Linked DNA regions of Homo sapiens: regions 2 and 3 are each linked to region 1. The links are chromatin loops, found by intact Hi-C in ENCODE. Cell type or tissue: PC-9. All regions are shown on one strand.

Region 1 (2,500 bases):
CCAGACATCTGTATTTTTAAAAGGCATCTAGGATTGGGACCCCTGACTTAGAATCACAGAAGAGTAAACCAAGTAGGTACTTAATTCAGTCCTCATTTTGTGTATGGGTGAGTTAGACTCCAAGAAGGGACTTGCTCAGGGTCACACAGTGGGAGGGATGACAAGGACTAGAGTCCAGGCCTCCTGGCTCCTGGCCTAGTTGCCCTTTCCTCTTTGTTCTTGCTCCAGGTGTGAAAAGAAATTGTCTCTAGGTGGGATTATGGGATTTGTTTGAATCATTCTTTTGCATGTTTCTATTTTCTGACGTTTCTGTAAGAGTATCAGTTGCTTTTGGCACAAGATAAAAACAAAGAATAAAAGAAAGGATAAGGCCAGGTGCAGTGGCTTATGCCTGTAATCCCAGGACTTTGGGAGGCCAAGGCAGGTGGATCATTTGAGGTCAGGAGTTCAAGACCAGCCTGGGCACAGGGACATGGTGAGACCCTGTCTCTACTAAATATACAAAAATTAGTCAGGCCTGGTGGCTCATGCCTGTAATCCTAGCTACTTGGGAGGCTGAGGCAGGAGAATCGCTTGAACCCAAGAGGTGAAAGTTGCAGTGAGCTGAGATCACACCACTGCACTCTAGCCTGGACAACAGAGAGAGACTCTGTCTCAAAAAAAAAAAAAAAAAAAAGGAAGAAATAAAAGATAATTCTGTTAAAGCTATTTTACCTGGTGTCTCCTCCCCCACTTCCCTACCCTCCCTCCCTCCCCAACTACCAGCACCCCCGGGCAGTGGCACTACTTACTGTCCCATACCGCATTGCCTCTACAAAGACTGTGGCCTTTAGGGACAGTCTGGCTCAGAGTTAGGGACACACAGATCATACGTCTGAGCCAGGTCCAGGGAAGTCAGTGTACTCTGGGTACACAGATCCCCTGGGCCTGGCCCACCCAAGACTGCGTAGATGCCAGGTGGAGAGAGGCAGGCCCTAGAGTAGAGGTCCCCAGGGCACTGGCCCTTGAGCCACCAGGAAGCCCCACCAGAGGGCAGCAGAAGCCTGGTCCAGAGCTCCCATCAAGCCTCCCATGGGGATGTCACTGGGGTTCAGGGAAAGCTTCAGGGAGAATTTAGGTACTGTTCTGAAGGAGGGGAGTTGGAAAGGGTACTTTAGGTTTGTGTGAGGGCATGGCCTGTACAAAGCTAAGGAGGCAGGAATTCATGAATCAAAATGTGCCAAGGTGGGGACAAGAGAGCACTAGAATGTAAGCTCCTTGCAGGCAAGAACTGTGTCTGTTGTGTGTATGCAGCTATACTGTTAGAACAGTGCCTAGCACATGATATGTATTCCATTGATATTTATTAATCAAAGACATGAATGGGAATACTGCTGGTGGGGAGGAAATGAGGAAGAGAAAGGGCAGCAAATGTTTGGGTAGAGGACAAAAAAGAAAATAACTTTTACTTACTGAGCACCTACTCTTTGTTGGGCAATGTGCTAAATGTTTCTAAACTAAGAAAGTAGTACATGCTTAAGGTGAAAAAAATATTAAAGTTTTTTAAAATATAAAACAGGTCTTACCCGTACACCAGAACTTCTAGCCTCCTTTTCAGAAGCTAACAATGTTTTTTTGCATATTTTTCTAGAAATGTTATACACATGTTGGCCGGGCACAGTGGCTCACACGTATAATCCCAGCACTTTGGGAGGCCGAGGCAGGCAGATCACGAGGTCAGGAGTTTAAGACCAGCCTGGCCAACATAGTGAAACCCCATATCTACTAAAAATATAAAAAATTAGCCGGGCTTGGTGGCGGGCACCTGTAATCCCAGCTACTCGGGAGGCTGAGGCAGGAGAATTGCTTGAACCCAGGAGCCGGAGGTTGCAGTGAGCCGAGATTGCACCATTGCACTCCAGCCCGGGTGACAGTGCGAGACTCCATCTCACACACAAAAAAAGAAAGAAATGTTATACACATGTACCTCGGGTCACCTGCTCCCTTCCATGTCTCTCAGAACTTCCAGACACATATTCTCTTAGAGCAGCATTTTTCAAAGTGTAGTCTGGAACTTCCTTCAACGGAATCACCTGGTGGGAATATAACTTATTAAACATGCAGAATCTCTTAGCTGGGCATGGTGGTGCACACCTGTAGTCCCAGCTACTCGGGAGGTTGAGGCAGGAGGATAGTTTGAGCCTGGGAGATGGAGGCTGCAGTGGGCCGTGATCGTGTCACTGCACTCCAGCTTTAGCGACAGAGTGAGACCCTGTCTCAAAAACAAACAAACAAACAAACAAACAAGAAAAACAGAATCTCAGGCCTCATACAGAACCACACAATCAAGGGAAGGGAATCTGTATTTTAACAAACTGTAGGGAATTCTGATGCCCATTAAAGTTTGAGAAGCACTGCCTGGACTCACACAATCACTCACTGAGGAGAGGGTTCAGATAGGGATTGCATTGAATCTGTAGATTGCTTTGGGTAGTATGGACATTTTAATAATACTGATTCT
Region 2 (2,500 bases), 81 kb after region 1:
TCCTTCGGCAGCAGTGCTGACCAAACTGCTTCTGCTCAATGACTTTGTATAACAGGGAGAGTTCACTACCTCACAAGGAAGCCCCTCCTGTAATTGTCACATTCTCATTGATAGGAAGTTCCATTTCAGGTTGAGCTGAAATCTTCTCTGCTCTGACTTCCCCCATTGCTTTTGGTTCTGAAATAAGAGTGAGTCAGTTATAGTCCTCTCCAACCTTCCCATCCCCTGTGCTACCTCCATGAAGCAAAGGTTTACTGGTGTCCCAAGAGGCTCTGTTCAGTTCTTGCTCTGTTACTCAGCCTGATCATCTGGTAGGAGGCCCAGGAAAGCTTAATAGAGCACATGATGCTTGAGTGGGCTCCTGAAGGGTGAGGGGTGAGCCAGGTCAGGAAGGGAAGAAAGGCCTTTGAGTCAGAAGGTAAGGCAGTGTCTCGAAATAGTGTGTGGAGTCCAGGAATCCTAGATAGTTCAGTATCTCTGGAGTAGTTGGGAGTTTCTCTCTCTCTCTCTCCCTCTCTCTCTCTGTCTCTCTTTCTCCGTGTGTGTGTGTGTGTGTGTGTGTGTAGGGGATAGTGAGGGAGGTGAAGTCTGAGAGGTAAGAGAGGTAGACCCAAGCTAAAGCATGGAGGGCCACCTGTGCCTGGGTCAGGTCGTGGACACAGGTGGCAGAGGTCAGAGAGCTGCACAGGAGGACGGGTTTTAGAACTGGTTTGTTTGGGGCTCCGGTACCACGGGTTTCACATTGGCCTAGAGCTGATGAATGGCTTTCTGAGCACCACTGACTCTGCTTCCTGCTTTCGTCTAGGGTTCCTGATTAAACCTGTCCTTGAGATCTCTGTAGAGTGGGACAGGGACAGTAAGCACTTTGAATGTGCTAGTCACCCTGGACATTCTGTTTCTGGGCTCAGCACTGGATGAGCCAGGCTTTCAGCCCCTGCACCCCTTTCCTGGGTTGGGGTGGGGGCCAGGTGCTGTAGCCAGGGGCAACTGGCTCGCCTCAAGCTTGCCTGTGTCCCAGAGGTGGCTGGACACACAGGTCTGTCTCTGCCCTGCAAGGTTTCTGATTTATGCAGGGAGCCTGCATTTGCCCTTGGCCAAATTCTTTGGGCATAAAGCTTTTGTAAAGGGGCTTGGGGCCCTTCCAGGGCATTAACAGTTTCTTTATGCCCCATTCAGATATCTATTTGTATCTGATTTTTATATATTTCCAAAGTACTTTCCCAGCTTCCTGGGGGAGACTTGTTCCCCCCAGCCTGGCCAGATCATTGGGAACCTTCTGGCAGACCTGCCTCACGCTGCTGGCATATGGAGTGTCCTCTCACCACCGTCTGTCCTTCCTGGTGTCTTGCATGCCGAAGGGCCGAGGGTGGAGTGGGGTTTTTTGTTTTGTTTTTAAATAAGGGCAACGTGGGTAAACAGAGCAGTGTTTCTGGTGCCTTCGGGGAGGGCCAGGACCCTGCATTCCGGCTCCATGACGACAGCCTGTTTGGTTGCCACTTGCTGGGCTGTGGGCAGCAGCAGTTCAGACGGAGACAATGGTGGCTCTGTTGAAATGCTGCTGCTGGGCTCTGGCAGAATGCATTTTAATTGGACATTCTCCACCCTGGAATCTGTGGGGATCTGGTGGCCCACTCCTCCTCATTCCTTCATTTTTCTCTTTGCAACTCAAGAGCCAAGTTATTGCAGCTCCTTCCCCGCCCCGCCCCCCAACCCCGTCTACTATTAGCAGCCTCTTGGGGGAAAATGGTGTTTCTAGCCAGGGCATGGTTTGCACTGGGCTGACTGGAAATAGTGAGAGAAAGGGAGAGGGTAGGGGGCTGGAGGGGCTGGGAGATATCCTGTGGCCTGTTCTGGAGCATCACTGAGGGGTGAAGAGCAGCAGGTGTTCCAGGAAGCTCTTCTCTTCCGTGGACCAGGGTGGTCAGGAACACTGGCTCTGAAGTCAGGCCAACTGGGTTGGAATCCTGGTGGTAGCACTGCCAGCTGAACCTCTCTGTGCCTCAGTTTTCTTATGTGTAAATTGGGGATAATACTAGTGTCTACTCGTAGAATCATTGTGAGAATTAAATTAACATATATGAAGTACTCAGGATAATCATACCTGCATGTAGTAAACACCTGATAAGAGCCTCCATCACTATATTTTGTCATTTTAATCTTATGTCCTGGTCATCGATATTCCATTCCTTGTAAGGGCCTCATCTGAGACTGCAGGAGGAACAGAGCAACACTCTTTCTAAAATGCACATTTGCTTTTGTCACTCCCTGTCCTAGACAGCCTCAGTGAGTCCCCATTGATCTCTCTGCATAAAGAGGAGGGACTTGTGTTTATTGAAGGTATCAAAGGCCTACTATGTGCTGAGTACTTGGTGTTCTTTTAGATTAGCTCCAAAGTAGACACTGATATGTGAGACCCTTCATCATTGGGCCGTATCTTGCTGGTTTGTTGTTGTTTTTGAGATGGAATTTTGCTCTTGTTGCCCAGGCTGGAGTGCAGTGG
Region 3 (2,500 bases), 270 kb after region 1:
TCACTAAGGGCTCTCAGGGTCCACGTCAAGGCTCCAGCAGTCGTCCACCATTGCTCCCTACGTCACACTCCGGAGGGGTCTCAATGCCGAAAGCAGCAAGGCGACCTTCCCTGTGAGTGGCCTTGAGCTGTCGAGGACCTCCCTGCTCCTTCACATGGGGAGGGAGGGTCTCCCAGGGGGACAGTAACTGGCCATCCCTTCAGCCCTGGGGATGGCCTCTGGGGTGGCCTCAGCCCCTCCTGAGCTCCCTGTCACCCACTGTCCACCAAGGAGGGCATCCTGCCTTTCTCTCTGGCCTGTCAGGGTGGCAGGAGGGAGCTCAAGAAGCCTGCACCCTGGGTTCTGGCCTCACTGGACAGGCCTGAGCCTAAGTGTCTGCATCTGCAGAATGGGTGCTACTCAGAAAGCTCCTGAGGGTTGGGGGCATCGTGTTGCTTAGAGGAAATAGTTCTCTAAGGCCAAGAGGAGCCCAACTAGAGTGTGCATGTGTGTGAGAGAGAGACAACGGGAATGCAGCCAGCAGGGTGGCTGTCCTCTGCGTGCCCAGCCCAGCTGTTCTGTGTCTCTCTTGCCTGCCTCCTCTTCCTCAGAGACCTAAGAGTGCCTTGGAGCGCCTGTACTCAGGGGATCACCAGCGAGGCAAGATGAGTGCAGAGGAGCAGCTGGAGCGCATGAAGCGACACCAGAAGGCCCTGGTCCGAGAGCGCAAGAGGACACTGGGCCAAGGGGAGAGGACGGGCCTGCCCTCATCTCGCTACCTCAGCCGGCCGCTCCCTGGAGATCTTGGCTCAGTATGTTAGGAGGGGCCAGGCAGCGGGGCAGGGACAGGGAGCCGAGTGCCCCTCAGAGTCCCCCAAACACAAGCACATCACACCTCCCAGTGAGAGAGCTGTCCATTGACCTACATGGTTCAGAGAACACCCCACGGGGCTGTTTGTCCACGACCCAGGCTGGACGAATGCCTGGTCAGAGGGTGACCTGAACCAGAGCTGGAGTGAGGATCAAACAGGCCCAGGAGCCTGAGGAAATACCCAGTCAGTCCTCCCAGCCGCGATGGAGAGGGGCCTTTGCAGGCGTTCGGAATCTCGGCTGAATTCAGGACCTGGGAATACAGGGTTCAGAGAGGAGAGGAGGAAGATGGTGACATGATTTGGTTAGAAGCACAAGCAAACTGATCAGCCTCCCAGACCTGCCAGCAGATGCTGTGTGAGGGTGATGGAGCACGGGGTCACACCCCTGCCCCAAGGGCCACTGGTCTCCCTGGGCTTGCAGTGCAGAGGCCTCAGGGTGTCTGGGATTGCTGGGGAGGCCTGTGCTGCCCCCTGGTGGCGCTTCCTGGCGCTGCGCCCTGTCCACAGTCACCTTAGGTCCCTTTGGAAACATTCCATTTGACTTTTCCCTGTTGTTTGAAATCCCATGTTTCCCTAAACCTCTAGCCTGATTGTTCTTTCCCTAATTCATTGCACAAGCTCCTTTGCTTTTAGTGTTACCGCTCATTGCCTCTCTAATCCTGCCTGATTGTGTTTACAGAAGCTTCTGATTTGCATTGAACATGCTCTAACTGGCCTGTGCTACTTATTACCGGGCTTGTAATAGCGGTTCTTGTCTCCATAGCCTGTTGAGTGTTCCCAGATGTGACTCACCTTTCTGCTGCCCTCTTCATGCAGGCCTACTGACTCATAATTCACTTGTCCCAAAAGCCACCCCACAAGCCTGAGCCAACCTGCTGCCTGACGCCACAGTCATTGGCAGAGGTCTGGGCATTATTAATTTATAAAAATCCATGCTTTACACCTGGACAGTAGACAGGGACTTCAGAGATTGCACGTTTGAATACATTCTCCCAAGACTGAGGTTGTTCGGTTTTAATTCCTGTAGTCCAATCACACAATTTCTTATGGAAAACCTTTTGTGTTTCTGGTATTTAATAACTTGAAGGGATAGCAAAATATACTGTGTATTCAGAGGGCCTCTCTGCAGCTGCTAGCTCAGACACCAAAGGGGTAAGGCCCAGGACATTCATATCTTTAAAAGCTGCAAACCTGGTAACCTTTAAACTTTTAAAACAAATGTCATATGGGGTAACACTGACCTTTTATAATTTGATGTCTCAAATGTAGAGATTATCTAAAAATCGTAACTTGAATACCTTGTAATTTTTCTCTTAAAAAAGAAGACTTGTGTAAGTCTCTGCATCAACGCCAATAAACATGTTGCTTAATAATAATGGATTGGCGTGGTTCTTCCCCAGGATACCTTATAGAGTCTAGTGAACTTTTCCTGTTTGTGGAAACAATCAGGCTGGGTTTAAATGAGGACTTGTCTCTATTTGGAGCATTTGTGAGCGTGTAAGGAAATGAGTGTTTTCTTTGTGAATCATTAAATTGATTTTTTCATCTTTGGAACTTCAGTTGCCTAATCCTTTCCAACAATAGTTGGAAACCATCACCTAAGAGTGATTACATTGATTTGGAGTCATTGAGAGCTTGTGCATGAATGG

What was found. Peaks named below come from ENCODE experiments on the same cell type or tissue, not always from the same donor. Only the 100,000 strongest peaks of a DNase experiment are listed, where the experiment ranks them.
Region 2: a loop joins it to region 1, with 11 times the contacts of the local background. A loop is called at or near these places in 3 of 110 quality-filtered maps.
Region 3: it touches region 1 in a loop (7-fold over the local background); 70 of 110 quality-filtered maps call a loop at or near these places.

The regions. Positions count from the first base shown.
Region 1 is chr11:17,062,126-17,064,625 of GRCh38, reverse strand. No RefSeq gene overlaps it. Among named protein-coding and RNA genes, the nearest start is that of SNORD14A, 11 kb to the left of the region's middle. In PC-9, CTCF peaks have their summits at 811 and 1,022 (motif pointing right); no DNase peak of the experiment used is centred here.
Region 2 is chr11:16,980,845-16,983,344 of GRCh38, reverse strand. The region is part of intron 3 of PLEKHA7 (pleckstrin homology domain containing A7); the gene reads left to right. Among named protein-coding and RNA genes, the nearest start is that of PLEKHA7, 32 kb to the left of the region's middle. RefSeq lists an enhancer at 1,082-1,720. In PC-9, no CTCF peak of the experiment used is centred here; DNase peaks (open chromatin) are centred at 774 and 1,544; H3K4me3 peaks cover 916 bases; H3K27ac peaks cover 2,392 bases.
Region 3 is chr11:16,787,387-16,789,886 of GRCh38, reverse strand. PLEKHA7 (pleckstrin homology domain containing A7) reads left to right here. Exons shown (of 27, transcript NM_001329630.2): 22 at 9-112; 23 at 591-791. Among named protein-coding and RNA genes, the nearest start is that of C11orf58, 50 kb to the right of the region's middle. In PC-9, CTCF peaks have their summits at 1,145 and 1,344 (motif pointing left); DNase peaks (open chromatin) are centred at 1,296 and 1,636; H3K27ac peaks cover 1,599 bases.